2 separate regions of the Homo sapiens genome follow, and region 2 is linked to region 1. A link is a loop called in an ENCODE intact Hi-C map of the cell type or tissue named here. Cell type or tissue: endothelial cell of umbilical vein. All regions are shown on one strand. Each heading gives the region's core, and the rest is flanking DNA. Links, peaks and the distances in the headings are about the cores only. Region 1 overlaps NREP (neuronal regeneration related protein). Region 2 holds the start of LOC124901042 (a long non-coding RNA gene).

What was found. Peaks named below come from ENCODE experiments on the same cell type or tissue, not always from the same donor. Only the 100,000 strongest peaks of a DNase experiment are listed, where the experiment ranks them.
Region 2: it touches region 1 in a loop (4-fold over the local background); 12 of 110 quality-filtered maps call a loop at or near these places.

Annotation. Positions count from the first base shown.
Region 1 is chr5:111,743,282-111,752,139 of GRCh38, forward strand. All of the region lies in intron 2 of NREP (neuronal regeneration related protein), which reads right to left. Among named protein-coding and RNA genes, the nearest start is that of NREP, 9.5 kb to the right of the region's middle. In endothelial cell of umbilical vein, for the core only: no CTCF peak of the experiment used is centred there; a DNase peak (open chromatin) is centred at 5,150; H3K27ac peaks cover 1,835 bases.
Region 2 is chr5:111,527,409-111,536,266 of GRCh38, forward strand. The region is part of intron 1 of STARD4-AS1 (STARD4 antisense RNA 1); the gene reads left to right. It overlaps LOC124901042 (a long non-coding RNA gene), which reads left to right and starts at 5,901. Exons shown (of 2, transcript XR_007058899.1): 1 at 5,901-8,858. RefSeq lists enhancers at 2,636-3,835, 3,084-3,133. In endothelial cell of umbilical vein, for the core only: a CTCF peak has its summit at 4,466 (motif pointing right); DNase peaks (open chromatin) are centred at 3,053 and 4,473; H3K27ac peaks cover 2,236 bases.

The DNA of each region.
Region 1 (8,858 bases), core at 304-8,303:
CCTTTGTTAGCTTGCAGCAAAAAGGCCCCTCAGGCATTTAAGCACTGCATAAGCTTTTCTTTGCCCCTGTGACCTCAAGAAATATATTAATTCAAGAAATATGTTAATAAAATCTTTTACCTCCCTGGAGTGGAACCAGAATAAATATTTACTTAACACATCTGAGTTCTAAGTCTGGCCCACCTTATTCCATTATATAAATTGGTTTTAATTTGTAACTAAGAAATTAGGAATATGACATCTTGTGATGTTTCTCCGACTTTTAAGATATATTAAGAATTTAAAAAGAAAGAACAAACTTGAATACTAATTCTATATTATGCCCCAGCACACCAAACTGCACTTGTGAATTTTAGAATGGTATTATTCACCACAATTGAGAGTAAAAGCTGTTGATATGCTTTCTAATACTAGACATCTGGAGTAGCAGGGCTTTTTCCAAGCACATTCCAAGGTTAATAGGAAACATCTAGACTTGCTTTTATTAGCTGGTTTGAATAATTTTAAGTTTGCTATGCCGAGTTTCACCTTCAAATAACTATATGAAGTTTAATTTCTAGTCACCAAGAATGCTATGTTTTCTTTCCTTCTGTCCAAAAATTACTGTGCTATCCACTAAAATCTTATGAAAATTTTCCCCCAACAACATGAAAGAATAATTATTCAAAAATACGATTTCTTTTGTTAAAGCCTTCAGTTAAGGGCTGATGAGGTAAGTATTTATTTAGACATAGGATTTTGGATTTTTCTTGGTCTGGGTGGATGAGATAGTTAGTTGCTTTGAAGAGTCTGAAGCGATTTCAAAGCATTCCTCTTGTTGACATGTGCAAGACAGAGCTTTCCAGAAAGTCTGCATTTTCCCCCGAAGTGCTCATTCCAAAAGAAACTATTCACTCTTTCCATCAATGTATCCTCTTCTACTGGTAGCTGCAAACCCTTCAGCATTTAGCTAAAGTTATTTCACAATTCAATGCTTGTCTTGCACTGTCCTGGTCATTTAAAAACTGGTATCTCTTCAATAGCAAATAGTATCATAACAGACCACTAAATTTGGAGGGAAAGTGGTTTCTATTGCAGATGGATGTAATTAAAATTGGTGTAAATCACAGGGTACAGAATTCTTATCTGGTAAGAATTCTGACTTTTTTTTAAAGAAGAAAAAATATATCCAGATCTGTATCCACATGCTATTTAAATGCTCAGGACAAAAAGAAGCCACTAAGAGGCTTCTAAGAAAACTGTCAGAAAACTAAAAGTACAAGAGGAATGGAATAGGGTTAGAATGGATATGCCCCTGCACACCACCTGGGTTTTCAACCCCTCTGGGTGGAGCCAAGTCTGATTAAGTAGAGGGCTTCTCTCTGATGAGGGATTCAGTCCGGCAGTACCATGTGAGGCAGAGAAGACTGAAGGGAGGAGCTCCCAACCCAAACAGATGTGTTTCAGGGCTAGTTGTCACCCAAGAAACACAGGCTTCAAGAGTTGTGAAAATCCAAACTAGAGGCTTAAGTTCCCTAGAAAAAGAATCATCGGTAGTTTAATATGAAAAAGGTAGTAGTGGAAACTCAGGCTTTCATTCCAAATTCTGACTGTATTCTCCAACAAGAGAAGACCTCAACCATAGATTTTTCCCCTCAGTCTTTCTTCCATTGTAAACCAAACACCACAACTATACTTCTCCAAAAGAAGGGAACTATGAGCAATAAACAGGAGTAGTTGGAACCCACAGAGACAGAGTATGTAAATTCGGGAACCCACAGTTTTCTGTAGAAATGCATAGTACAATCCACTATAATGTTTTGTTAACTTTGGGCAGGTTTTCCAGGTGCACTCATTTAATCTTCACAATGTTACCACAAGGAAGAAATAAACCCAAATATATATAAAGCGCTGGCAACAGGATCAGGCACATAAGTAAGCAGATCTGTGTTAGCTACTATTATCATCATCGTCACCATTTTACAGATGAGAACACTGAGGGAGAATAGTCAGGGAACCTGCCCAAGGTCTCCAGTGTTCATGTGTTGCTACAGTCCTGGAGGAAAGACCAGTCTTAGAGTAACAACTTTGGCTTGGCCACATTAAGACTTTGGATCTAATTAAACCCAAGCAATACTAGTAACCACAGTTTTTTTCTTTTTTCAATGTTCCCTGGAAGGAAATGTCCAGCACAATATAAATATGTAGCATCATTGCAGCTAATAACAAAACGCATTTGCTGAGAAACCAGATTGTTTTATATGACCCCCAAATGAACTCTCAAACAGTTCCTTCTCAGATGGCTACCAATGGACAATCTAATTCAGTATAGCTTTCTCTTTCATCAACTGCATTTGAAATCCTGTTCACTATAACTTTGCTTTTCGAAATGTTAACTCAATTTAAAAACAAACTGCTTAGTTAAAAAATATTTTATCAATGATCTGCAGACACACAAACCATATACTGCATAAAAATATGAAGTGTTTTTGTTCCTCTCAGTTGAAGAATATAAACACTTTTCAGACAAGAGAGGCAGTATATAAACTACTAAGAATGATAAATTCAGGAAGAAAAATAAATTTAACCAGACTCCATCTGGAAACCTTTAATTAATGTATTAGAAATCCAGCCAGTTCTAAAGATGGACAAATGGAAAGATGCAGATGGGGCAACAAACTAATTATTAACATCCTAAAGGTATCAAATAGCAAATAATTAGGTATGCTGTATTTGATCCTCATATTGCAGGTAGAGTACTGTATTCAATCACAGTCAAAGATGTAGTGACCCTCTGACTTCATCTAAACAACATAATAGCTCATCAATTTAGTAAAAATTCACAATGATTATCAGATGAATTGTTTCTATGATGCAAAGAACAAATTTAATTGGATTTCTGATTGAATTGATTGATTATGCCAGTGTAGACAGTCAAGCCTCATATAGTAAAATTAAAGTTCAAAAAGTGGTTATCATTTTTTTTTAAAAAAAGGAAAAACAGGTTTAATAAAGATTAAATGAAAAGATGTGGAGACTTGTCTCCCAGACCTTGATAACAAGATCAAAACAATTTAAGATTCTATTATCAAGAAGTAAAAAAAATATGCAAGGCCAGGGCATTTCATGGTATATATTTAGACCCAAGACTCCACAGGGCAGTAAGAAATGGAGACTCAGTTCTGGTCCACAGCATCCAGGCTTTGGAAAAGTTAAATCCAATTAATAAAGGACTAAAATTGTGAAGATAAGGGCTCAGAGATATGGACAGAATTTTTGATCCTATATTAACTAAATTGGCTAGGTATATAATCTCAATTACCCAGTCAATAAAGACATATTTACTAAGTACATTCTGCAGGTATTGAATATTTCATAGGCAGTTTTTAATCCTATACAATTAGCATCTTATCAAAGAGTAAGTCCCATTAGTTTGGGCTGGAAATATCAAAGTAGCAAAGAAAATACTTTTACAAAAAGATTTTTTCAAACTAAGCCACCAAATCCCCGGAAGTCTACTCAGGAAAGGGGTGGGCTAGTTCATATGATTTATCTATTCAAATTCTAATTCTGTTAACAACACAACTGAAATTCCGATATTGCATGCTTTTAAACGGTGGGTACATTCCCTGCACAGCATTCATTCTTTAAGCTACTATTAACTGAGTTCCTCTGATGCAGAAGGCACTAGGTTAAGTGTTCAACCATGTGCTGCCTAACCCACATGGCGCACTCATCTACTGACACTCAACAATGTCTGGCAAATGAGCACAAGAACAGACTTTGACATCATGGTCCCAATGAGCCTTCTGGGTGGCTTTCACTAGGATGACTGAGTGGGAGGCATGAAACAGTACTTCGTGGAGGAAATAGTTAATATCAAACCCTTACTTGGGTCATGTTTATAAGCACCTTAGTCAATAAGTTTTATCCATATAAATACTGACTAGTTTTCCCTTGATAGTCTGAAAGTTGGCTGGCAAAGAAGCAGTATCTTCTCCTAATTTCTACTCTTTCCTGTCCAAGAATAAGTTATATATCAGACACCAACTTTATCCAATGAAAGCGTCCTCAGGATGCCTGGACCCGTTTTAAACAAAACAACTTTTGTAGATTTCTCCTTGTTCAGCCACTGGACTGTAGTACTTTTCCCTGCTGGAAATGTATCAAACTCAATTCAGCAGGAAGGCTGTTACCTGCTCCAGTAATCAAAGGACATGGTGTGTGATGGTGATCTGAGTAAGAGCTGGGATGGGGGAGAGAAGAGCTGGAGCTGGCAGCCACAGCAAAACTTCTGTGCACATTATGAGTCTCCCTGTTGTTTTAATTACCTATTGGTGAGTCTTTGGCTTGGCATTTTTATTGGCAACAACTACTTGGCTACTCCCCCTTCCTTTTCAATCAATGGCTCTGGTTCCCAAATTTCAGTGAAAAGGGGCAGACAGACCTTCCTTTCATGCCACGTTCTCTTATGTTATTTACTCCTTCTCCTTCTTGAATATAAGTTATATTTATATTTTGCTCCATGAAAATAAGGAGGAACACTGAACCAAGCAGTCTAAAATCAGGGATTTAAAAATATCTCTAGCTAGATTATCATAACACTTTCAAGGCAAAAAGCTTAGATTAGAAACCATTCTAAGGTCATAATGGGCAACAATTTCACTTTAAAAGATTTCATTACCCTGTGAAACCAGGGCAGATTTGGTCTACTGTCATGACTGCCTCAGTCAGACTATTGAGACAAACTGTGCTGCCCGCTGGAAAAGCACCATTAATACCCTCACGCATAGTGGCGCCCCACAGCCAGTGTTGTGGATAAGATGTGTGCCACTACCCTAAAGTGATATTCCTTTTTTATCAGACCATACCAACCTAGCTTTCTGGATTCTCAGGACCTCTTCTGCCCAAAGGAGTGCAAAAGAATGGAACACAGAATTTTAGGAGTCATTTTTGTAGTGTGCTTAGATCTCACTTAACTCTTCCCCCTTACTTCCCAAACATTTGAGCCTTCTAAAATGTTCACTGAAAGCCTCTTTTCAGTAGTAAATTGTTCATCAGTGCCTGTTCATTTCATTTCCCGGAATGCCTGACTTATAACCAAGCTATCACAGCAGTGCAGTGTCCGGCCATGACTCATTGTATGATACCAAAGTGGGCAACCTGGTCCTGCCCAGAAATAACAGATTGTCATGTATCCATGACCACTGACTCATTCATTTATTCCGCAGACAGTTGTTGATCACTGAGGATGTGCCAGATCCTAGTTAGGTATGGGAGCACAGATTAGACTGGTTCATGGTGTGGGATCTATTCCAAGGTCTCATTAGGAAATGTCAGTGAAGGTTAGAGTTTCCTTTCACTTTGTAGAAAGAGAACACCAAACCACTTTGTAGAAAGAGAACACCAATTTCTCTACAATTTCATTACTGAAAGTTCTCTCTCAGTAATGAAACTTTTCTACATCTGAATTCACCATCCCACTGGTAGAGGAAATGGAAAAAAAAGGCATCACAGCCTCAACTGCTACCAAAAAGGGAAAGGTGTTGCTCAGTTACTAAGTGGTCAATATTCTTCTATCAAGTATACAACCTCGGAGGGTAGAAAAACATGCAGAAATAAGCCAGCCGCAAGAAGAAAGTTAAACATGTGATAAGTATACAGAGGAACATAAGAAGATTCCTGCTGAATGTACTATGGTGTTTCATAGAGGAGTTGCCATTCAAATTCAGTCTTGAAGAATGGCTTTATTTTGTCAGGAGGTGTATTCCTTCTAGAATCAAGATAAGCAAAGGCACAGAAAGAGGGAATCCTGGGGCAGTTGAGAATAAGAAGTAGCCTGCTCCCTCTAAGAAAATACAATCCACTATGGCTAGAAATAAAGGATTAATTCATATAGTTCCTGGCTTATCTGTCAAGCCGCAGAAATAAAACTTTGGAAGTTCTAAACATAGCAGGTGAAAAAAAATTACTTGAAGGTATGAGGTGGAGAAGGCATAAAGAATTCAAGGAGCAATGCTTACCTATGTCACTTTTACTGAGAGATTTACAGACAAGTACCACCTCATCTAAAGGGGTTAAAAGAGCTAGTCACATCATTTCATGTTGAAAATCTTGCAGCTGATGCATTCCAAGGTAACATTCTGTGCTATTTATAAGAGATTGCAGGAAAAAAAAAAAATCCCTCTTGGACTTGGCTTTACTCGATTTTCGTCTATCATGTGAGGAGATTCTCTTTGGTTGGTCACCACACTACTGACTACATTAGTAACAGCATGTAGGCCTCAAATTGTAAACAATTTTATTGTGATGACATAAGCGTTGGCTTACATTTTCAATAAGTATGGTTAATCGGGAAGAAATGGAAAGAGAAAAGCAGCTAGGTACATGGGGGTGCAACTGATTAGCACATGCCAGCACCCAGTCAGCCTCACAGGAGGGAAGCATGATCTTTCTATCGGGGAGCTTGCAAGGCAGCAACATACTCTCTGGCCAAGCAGACACTGCTGAACCTGCTGGGATCTGCCAATGAAAGTGCTGCCAGTTTCTCAAGAAAAGGATAAGCATGCTCCCTTTTCCCTTCCCAGTTCCTTCTAGCTAGAGACCTTTCTTCTCTCCACCATTCCACCCCAGCCTAAGGGGAGTGAGAGGGAGCAATAAAGTAAGCTGTACCTTTAACCAGAAAGTGTAAGTGAGTGAGTGTGTGTGTTCTTTCCTGTTAAGCACAATCAAAAGGCAAAGAACCTGAGACAGGTTGGTAACCTGAGTGAGAGCCCTGGGCCATCTCTAAGATGCCTGCTCAGGGGCTTCCTATTGCTTAGCACATCAAGTCCTTGACTTCTAGGTCTAGTTTTTGAGGTCTGTCCTTGACAGCACAGAGGTCCTAAACAAGGAGGAAGATCTCCCCTATGATAGTAAAAAGGTACTATGCTTACTCTTGCAAGCCTAACTCTCTAATGCACTCCTTTTATCTGGAATACTCCTCTCTCTCATCTAAATCTACCCAAATATTCTTAAGTCTTCACTCACTCAATATAAGGACTGGTCCTAAGTCCTAGAAATAAAAAGCTTAATAAAAGCATAGTACTTACTCTCAAGGAGCAAATAGTCCACTTCTAGTTTCAAATTTTGTGCCAACTCCAATCGTTAATGGCGCCCTGGAACACTGTATTGAGGATTTTGAAATCATACTCAAGCTGAATAATAACGAGTGTCAAGGTTGATTAGCAATGTCTCCCACAGGTATAAAAGTTAGTGATGGAGATAGCCATATTCTTGCTATTTCTGGCTCCAGCTTAATTTCTACCTTCTTAATATAAGTTTTCCACTATCCCCAATCCCCAGTCCTCACTAACATCACTCGTACCATTTAGCACTAGATTATATTGTTTTACATTGTTAAGTTTGCTGCACATCACAGAATCACAGAAATAGCTTCTACTGAACTAAGTGAAGGCTAGAAAGTTCCAATACTGGGAGTAAAGCTCCTCTTGGGTCCAGGCTGCAGGAAAAGCTGCTGTGAGCTTTAAATACCATAGCTGGATCCAACCCAGAGAGATGGCATCGCACCACACTGCCGGAGTGTGGCTCTGGAAGCTGGGAAAGGTTAGCCATTGCAAGTCACGTTCTTTTGGCAAGTGCCACACTTTATGGTTTCACCGCACTTTGTTTTATCCCTTTAATAATGGAAAATAATTTTCTGTGTAAACTAAAATTGCATTCATTTCGGCTTCCTACCTCTTTTAAAAAAGAGGTTAAGGATACAAATTACTTCTAGTTCACAAAAACTAAACACGATTAAATCATTAAGAATGAATTAAAAAAATTCAACTTAATAGATGTTAATATGCATAGATGAAATATTTGTTGAGCTTCTACCATGTACTTAATACTTTACCAAGCACTATATGAAGTTTATAAAACCTTCTGGGGCCTATAATTTAGTTGAGCAAGGAAAGAAATGCATATGATCCAACTAACAAATAATCGCACCCTGGTTAATACCATGGTATTACTACTAATAACTGAAGTGATATTTAGAATTTAGCTGAGAGCCGTGTTAATGCTTAAGTCCCAAACCATTAGGGCTGTTAATACTTTTGCACTAACAGATCAATTTCAGGATCACTGCTATTTTTTAAACCATTGAAATGAACTATTCTTGAAGCTCTTCCTAGGTACAAAATATATTCAGAAAAATCTATTTCAAATAAATTTACACCCAATAAATATTCTTAGCAATCATAATTTCTACAGATGTGGACTAAGAATTTATGATTAACCTGCTATCCAGTACAAAGTAGAGGAGCCTTTAAAATTGATATATTGTAATATATCTTTACCAACCAAGATGACATAATCCAAGTACATTCAGTACATTTTCCTCTGGTATATTCAAATTGGATTTGCTGGTACGATTTCCTTATCCCTAGTTTTTTCTTGTATAACACGGGAATTATACAGATAATTCAGGCAAATCCTTCACTCCTACATCACTCCAGCAACATTTGGAATTACCAAGATGAATCAGACAAAATCAATTTTTTGAGCATAATTATTCAGATAATTATTTCAACCCTCCATTTCACTTTGGCTATGAGGATATGGCCTTAAAAGACTTTCCAACCAGGAACAGCACTAATTAAAAAAAATGTAGGACCACGAAGTTACGCCAAGGATCCCCAGTCAGCCCAGTGCATCTGAATGCCACATCAGGTCTTTAACTGACCAAGTAAATTAATACTTCAAAGTATAAAATTCATTAATGGCCAAGTATAAATTTGGGTTTCACTCATTTGGTTTAGCAGAGTATTCATATTTTAGAAGTATATTTTCCTATTTTAGAAGTAGTCATCTCAGGATTTAAAACAAAGTAAATT
Region 2 (8,858 bases), core at 563-8,562, 220 kb before region 1:
TTAAGCATTATATTACAATCCTAATGGTATGGAACAGATTTTGCTACTTCCAGTCCTTCTCAGCCCAAATCCGTCTTCTATAGTAGTTCCTGACTAATTTTCCTAAATCATTGTTTCCGTGAGGCCAATCCTCTCCCACAGACTAATGATCTACAGTGTAGTTTATTAAAAGCATTATGGAAACTTGCCTCAAGTTAGAAAGAGCTTAGATGTCCAACAATAGAGTATTGTTAATATAATTTGGGGTATCAATAAAGTAAAATTATATACAGTCGTTAAGAATATGTTATAGAAAAAATATTGATCTGAAGAAAATATTTGCAAATTATTGAATATAAACATGAAACAAGGCATGTAACAGTATATATAAATTCTAGAGAAGGAACTATATACTCTTTGATTCAAAACTTTTGTTTCTGAGACTTTTAAGAAAATAAAAAAGAAAGGGTAAAAAGAACCCAAGTTCATCTTCATCTAAGAATTGTTTTTAGTAGCATAAAAATTAGAAACTGCAAGTCCAAAAATACGTGATTAAATTTCCATTTCCAATCAAGAAGCCTGACAAAAGACATTCAAAGTATATTATCTGACCACAATAGAATTAAATTAGAAATCAGTAAAGTAATCTGGACAAAACTCAAATATTTAGAAAGAAAATTACACACTGCTAAATAACCCATGAGTCAAAAAAGAAATAAACAAAAAATTAAGATTTTTAAAAACTGAATGAAAATAAAAAAGACATATGAAAATCTATTGTTTACGACTAAGGCAGTAATCATAAGGAAATTTTTGCTCTAAATATCTAAATTAAAAAAGAAGAAGTCTCAAGTCAATGACATCAGCTTCCACCTTAAGAAAAAAGAATTTCAAGTTCCTTAAAAGATACAAACTATTCTACTAAGCTCATTCATGAAGAAATAGATAACCTGAAGAGCACTATATCAATGAATGAAATTAAATTTAGAGCTTTAAAACTTTCCACGAAAATTCCATTTTCAGATGTCTTCACTGGTGAATTCTATGAAACATTTAAGGACGAAATAATAGCCTTGCAACCCAAACTCTTCCAGAAAATTGAAGTCTTCCCAACTCATTCCACGAGGCCAGCATTATTACATTAAAGCCAGAAAAAGATATTATAAGAAAACTACAGAACGTTATTCCTCACGAACGGAGAGACAACAATTCTTACCAAATTATAACAAATAAAATAATAAACAATTTATTAAAAGGATAATACATCATGACCAAGTCGGGTTTATCTCAGGGATGCAAGGTTAATTTAACATTTGAAAAACAATCAATGTAATTCACCATGTTGACAGACTGGGGAAAAAAAAAAAAGAGATGACGAAAAAGCATTTGACAAATGCCCAAAATCTAATCCCAATAAAAACAGTCAGCAAAATAGGAATAAAAGGAACAACCCCAACCTGATCAAGGGCATCTACGAAACTGTACTGTTAGCGTCTTATTAATGATGAAAGATGAAATGTTTTCCCCTAATATGAGGAAACAGGCAAGGATGTCTACTCTCTCCCTTCTATTCAACATTGTCCTGGAGGCTTTAGCCAGTCCAGCCAGTCAAGAAAAAGAAATAAGAGATATCCAGATTGGACATAAGAAAATAAAATTTTCTTTATCCACAGATGAAACGATCATCTACCTAGAAAACCCTATGGAATTTATATATATGTATTACATCTAATAAGTGAGTTTAACAAAGTTGGGAGATGCAAGATCAATATAAAAAATCAAGTCTGTTTCTATATACTAGGTACATACATACATACATAATTAAAATTAACATAATACCATTTATACTGGCATAAAAACATGCCATTAAATATGCATATTAGGGATAAATATGAAAAAAATGAACATGGCCTGTATATTGCAAACTAGCAAACATAATGAGAGAAATTAAAGTCTAAGTAAATAGAGATAAATGGCATGTGTTTGGATAAACATGACTAAAATATCAATTCTCCCTATTTGATCTACAGATATAATGAAATCCCAATTAAAATCTCAGCAGGCTCATCTGTAGATGTTGACAGCTAACTCTAAAATTCATGTGGAAATGCAAAGGGCATAGAATAGCCAAAACAACTTTTAAAAAGAAGAACTAAGTTATCTAACTTTTACTTCCTGTCTTCACATCTTGGTATAAAGTTACATTGATCAAAATTATGATATTCAATCAAGATAGACAAATAGGTCAATGAAATAGCCCAGCAATAGACCTATACTTACATAATTAACTGATTTTCAACAAAGACATAAAGGCAATTTAAAAATATGAGATCGTATAAATTATTTTGTATAGGATGCAGGTATTAAATTTTGCTATAAAAATGCACATGTCAACATATCGAGATTTTCCTGATATATTAAGAGAAGAGTATAGGGTCTTAAACAGTAGGTAAATTATTATTCTATTTTTTAACGGGATCTATATTTTTTCAAAAGGATGCATATATACACATACACATATACAATAAAAATAATAGTAAGAGCCTAGAATTTTTATAATTTTAGTTTTGCTTTTAGTGTTTTTGCTTCTATTTTGTTATTTATTTATAATAGACATGTACTATAATAAATGACAAAACCGAAACATTAAAATACTCTATAATTATTATATAAAATACAGTAAATATTGTTTTGGGGGAAAATTTATGTGTGTGGTATGAAGACTGAAAGATATATTCCAAATATTAACAAAGAGAGAGTTACAGATAGTCTTTTAGCTTTGTGTCTTCCTTGGTTTCCAAATATTTCACAGTGGGCACACTTGCTTTGAAAAATTATAAAGGCTATAAATATCATTTTTAAACTCTCAATAGTTCCATATAACCGTTGAGCTAAAGATCTAACTTCTTCATCTGACATGAAGATCGTACATGAACAACATGGCCCAATCTGACCTTCCTGCCTTTCCTCTGTCCCCACGCGAGTGCCCCCATTCTCCGCCTCATCACATCCTTCTGCTGACTCACCCACACTTCCTCTCCTCACTCCATTGCATTGCTGCCTCCACCCATCCTGCCGTCCGCTCGTACTTGGGCTGTGCTTCCCCCTCTGTGTCTGCCCACGTCACACCAACCTTTGAAGTCAAGTTCCTGCTGTCTGAAATTCTTCTGAGAAATGCCTTTATCAAGTTCCATCTCTAAATTCCTAGGGTTCTTCTGTCTCTCCCACGTGTTTGAAACCTAACCATATATGAGTTAAAGTATAAGCAAGTTTGAGATTGCAGGAGAGCCTATTTGATTCCACTGCCGTAATTGTACTTGATGTACATATTTACCCTATGCTAAAGAGGCTTAAGATTCTAGAACTGGATTGTTGGATCTTAAATCTTGGCTTTATAGAAAAGAACAAGATCATGTCTTTGCGGGAACATGGGTGGAGCTGGAGACCATTATCTTTAGCAAACTAATGCAGGAACAGAAAACCAAATACCACACGTTCTTACTTATAAGCTAAATGATACAAACCCATGGATACAAAAAGAAAGGAACAACAGACACTGGGGCCTACTTGAGGGTGAAGGTTGGGAGGAGGGAGAGGAACAGAAAAAATAACTATTGGATACCGGGCATAGTACCTGGCTGATGAAATAATCTGTACAACAAACCCCTGTGACCCGAGTTTACCTATGTAACAGACTTGCACATGTACCCCCGAACCTAAAATAAAAGTTAATCAAACAGGAAAAAAAAATCTTTTTCTTTTTTTTTTTTTTTTGAAAAGGAGTCTTGCTCTGTCGCCCAGGCTGGAGTGCAGTGGCGCGATCTTGGCTCACTGAAAGCTCCGCCTCCCGGGTTCACGCCATTCTCCTGCCTCAGCCTCCCGAGTAGCTGGGACTACAGGCGCCCACCACCACGCCCGGCTAATTTTTTATATTTTTAGTAGAGACGGGGTTTCACCGTGGTCTCGATCTCCTGACCTCGTGATCCGCCTGCCTCGGCCTCCTAAAGTACTGGGATTACAGGCGTGAGCCACCATGCCCGGCCGAAAAAGAATATCTTGATCTTACTAGTTAATAGCTGTTGGTCTTGGGACAAAGTGTTTCACTTCTGTCTTAGATTTCTCTTTTAAGAATTGAGCATAAGAGAATTTATATCATAGAGTTGTTGCAGAGATTAAATAAATACTACCAAAAAGCATTCAGAATATTACCTGGTACATACTAGGCACTCAAATGATGTTAGCTATGCTAATATACCTATTGTTATCATTATCATCATACCTTAAGAACCAAGACTCAGTCATGTGTACATTTGGAGAACCCAGAAGTTTAGAGGCTCTTTAGGAAGCATTCTGAAATTTGGCTTCCTCATGTTTCATCCCCTTAGTTAATCTAAGCTTCCATACGTTATCTCTCTTAAAGAAGTATTTAGATGGCAAATAAAGTATTTAAATAGCAAAATTAATTTAGAGCTAATGTTTTGAGTGAAAATTGAATTTCCAATTGCAAAGCCCAATTTCGGCCACTAGGTGGCTATAAAACACTAGCGCGCTCTCTCTCTCTCTCTCCCTCTCTCTCTCTCTCTCTCTCTCTCTCTCTCTCTCTCTCTCTCTCTCTTTCTATATATATATATATATATATATATATTTTTTTTTTTTTTTTTTTTTTTTTTTTTATGGAGATGGAGTCTTACTCTGTTGCCCAGGCTGGAGTGCAACGGTGCGAGGCTCACTGCAACCTCCGCCTCCCGGGTCCAAGCAGTTCTCCTGTCTCAGCCTTCCGAGTAGCTGGGATTACAGGCACGTGCCACCACACCTGGCAAATTTTTGTATTTTTGGTAGAAACAGGGTTTCACCATATTGGCCAGGCTGGTCTTGAACTCCTGACCTCAGGTGATCTGCCCACCTCGGCCATCTAAAGTGTTGGGATTACAGGCGTAAGCCATTGCGCCCGGCCAACACTAGCTATAATTTTTTAATCACCAAGAAATTTTTGTATTTTAAACAAACGTTCAGTATTGCTTAAGTCATATTTTCTCCTTCAGCAAATAGAAAGACAGGAGAGAAAGCGAACTAGGAGTCACAACTCTTCCTCTTAGAGCCCAAGGGGCTTGTCAGAAGAGGTAGGCAGTGTTTCTGAGGACCTCCATAGCCTGCCTGCACACCCAGACAACAAGAAACCTGGCAAAGGTAGTGTTGTGTAAGAGGTACTGCTTACCTGACATGTGCACTCTGGATACGGCGAATATTGGTCTTTCCACCCCAATGCTACCTAACAATAGATAACTCCAGCCTCCCTCTGGCTAACTGTTCTGTTGGTGGTGGACAGTGAATGCTATAGACTAACACAATTGGGACACAGGCTGAAGCAGGAAGATGAAGGCAGAAGAAAGGCTGGTTGCTGGGGAGGTTGTCAGAGACTCATCCAGCAGCCTGTGCAAGTTTAAGAGAAGGCCTAAGTGCCTATGGGGTCAGTGCTCTAATTTACGAATACAAAATATTTTTAGTCTCTGTATCTGCAGGTCCTAAACGTTTGGGTTTGAATTATAGGGTTGGTGACTGTATTTAAAGTTTTCTGATATATTCTCCTGGAGATGGCTGTCACCAGTCATTTCGTGCTCAGGAATAACTCTGTTTGCATGTGCAGGAAGAATGTCTCTGTAGCTCTTGCTGCTGCCTCTGCCTGGCACAGCTGTAGAGATGGAGAGAGAATCACATTCCATCTCCCTTTTGTTAGAGGAGAGAAGAGAAAGTAACTTCCAGATAGAGACCAAGTCTCCAACTGGTCTAAACGTGGACTCTATTCTTCTTCCTATAATACTACAAAGTGTTCTCTATAAATGAAACTTCTCAGAGGCTTTTTAAAAAATGTGGTAAACTATATAAAACATAAAATTCACCGTTTTAACTATTTTTAAGTGTACAACTTAGTGGTATTTAGTACAAAGTTGTGCAACCATCACCACTATCCATTTTCAGGACTTTTTCATCATCCCAAATAGAAACTCTGTGTGCTAGTTATTAAACAATAGTTCCCCATTCCTCCTTTCCTGAGGGAGGGTTATTTTTAAGCTGTTTTGGTGCCCATAAAGTCGGTGGCTATGTTCACACCTCTTTTTAAGCACTTTAACATTTCATTTATTTAAAGAATATTTACTAGGCAACTCTACTGAATGAAATATTAGGAATAGATTATCCAATAAATACCAATTCTTTTCGCAAAGGAGCTTGCAATGAATTGAGAAAGAGACATAAATAAATGATGTCAGTGCAGTGTGGTGAATGCTATGATAGAGAAAGGCAAAAAGAAAACTGGCAAGAGATCTAGCTTTTGTAGAACACAAACTGTCAGACTGCACCAAGTACTCACCCACTTTGTTTCTCTTCACAACAGTCCTGTGAAGTGGCTACCATTATCACATTTTACAGGTAAAAAATCTGAAACCTCAAATGATCATGCAAGTTGCCCATGGATACTCAGGGTATAGTTTAGAGAGGTCAAGCACTAAACAAATAAGGAGTTATGGGTTCTTAGCCAGGCATGGTGGCACATGCCTGAGGTGGGAGGATCTTTTGAGCACAGGACCTGGAAGCTACAGGGAGCTATGATCGTGCCACTGTACTCTAACCTGGGTGACAGAGCAAGATCTTGTCTCAGGAAAAAAGTTATGGATTCTAATCCATCTAATCCAGACTGTATAATTGACAAACTTCGTGCATTTAGGTTTTTTCCTACAGTTCTGTGGGCCTAATTTCCCTCTATAGAATGGCAGAGCTATACTACTACAAGACGCCTTAGGATTTTTTTCTTCAAGAAGATGGGAAGGAGTGAGTGGACATTGAAGAGTTCTCATCACAGATCTAAAGAAGAAACAAACTGAAGAAAATTCTGCACCTTTAGACTCAGTGTCAGGAGTACCCCAGAACAGAGATCCCATTATGCTGAGTGGAGTGGGGCTTTGGGATCACAGATATGAGACCTCTAAATAAATCTCAGGCATTAAGAACTGCTTTGGAGACAGGCTGGACTTGGTCTGATAAGTTAATATCTTCCACAAAATTTATGTTTTCTGCCTAAATTTTTCGTTATTCTTATTCCCTATTAAGACAGTTAACCAGCTCTACTTTCTAACCCCAGGGAAGGACTGTAGCAGGGTGATTTGTACTCAGAGCTACTTGCCTCACAGACTGTATGCAGGGAACAGAGGGAAATGCAGTACAACAAGAGTGAGAATGTAGATCTTAAATAAGAGTCTTCCAGACTGGGAGGGAGAGAGTAGAAGGCAATGGATGGGATTCTCAGAAGCAGGATCTGAATCCTGGTACTGCCAATGAAGTAGAGGTGAAAAATCTTCAGATACAAATGCACACAAGGCTGCTGTAGGCAGGCAGGATGGTAGCCTCACAGATGTAGCAAATATGTCTAGATCTAGATCTCCACAAATACATAGTAAAATATGATGTTTCCAGGTCTTCACCAATGCTGTGCTTTCTGCTTGGAAAGGTCCCCTCTGTTTGTCTATTTGTTGACTCTCTATTGTCAAAGCAAAATTGTACCACACAAAGTGAAACAGGCAAGGAAGACTTTCTTCAAGGCTACTGCAATAGGGAGTGAGACCAGAACGAAGTCTGAACTCAGGAGGTATTTTAAGAGCTGAGGTGAGCTAGTAGAAAAATACTGGAGGATGTTTGAAGGAGATTTATCAATGGGATATGTCTAGCAAATTGAGTTATTTAAGTTTGCAAATGGTTTTCTTGGTGATTAGTTCACCCGAGCTTACTAATTGTCTCCATGGAAGTTAGGCTCTTATTCTCCCACAGAGACTGGAAGATAGGGCACAGTTTCCTTGATGATTACATTTCAGTGGAATGGCTCCAAGGTCCTTGAGAAGGACAGTTCTGAGTTGTACAATTGGCAAGGGGCTTTTTAAAAGATTTATATCTCAAAGGGGGCAGATAAATAACTTACAAATATTCTAAAGTCAATGTTCTAAGAAGGAGAGGTCAAGGGCCTAGAATCAGAAAGAAACATGTCTAAAGTTTAGTCAAGCTGAAGGGAATATTAAAGCCATCTTGTAAATTCCATCTTTAGTCATAGAAAATGTGGCCCACTTTCTGATTCTCTTTCCTTCTCCTATACCCAATATTGTATTCCAACATCTACAGAAACTCTGATTCTTGTTCATACATTCAACTCCAATGTATGGAACTAAACTGCAAGTATCAATTTATATATTTAAGACATTTAAGGAAGAGACAATGTCTTTTTTCATCACTTAGTTCAATGATGATTGCATGGTTGAAAATGCAGAATAAATATTTGTTAAAATAAACTAAATCTTAGTAACTTATACAGGCTATTTTGACTACTCTCACTATTCGACCTTTCCGTGAAACTGGCCAATTTTATCACTTTTCCCCCATCCATCTATCACATATAACTTGTTTTCCTGTTTGTTTGCTTTGTTTTGTTAATTTGAATAGTTTACAAACGTCCTTAATTTAAGTGACCAGAATTCTAATGTTATGTACTACTACTTAGTTTAAGCTCAGTTCAAAGACTGGGTGATTTTTGGCCAAATTCTCACCATTGTGACAGTAAGTTTTCTACTTTCTCTTTTAGTAACACCCATGGATGGTAAGAACAAAGAAGAACCTTCATGAGTGCTTTGATGGTAGCTCCTGGAAAAGTAGTTTGAGTAATAAAGTAGCTCCCAATTGCTCATCAGCTGAAAAACCAACTGCCCTTTATATAGTTCTACCATTATTTCTATACAGGCAGAGCCTTTGTTTTCACATGGTGAAGGAAAACCTTGAAGACATGGTTTGCATTGATTTCAAATTCCTCTTAAAATGACTCTAACAGGAGGAAATATTCTTTT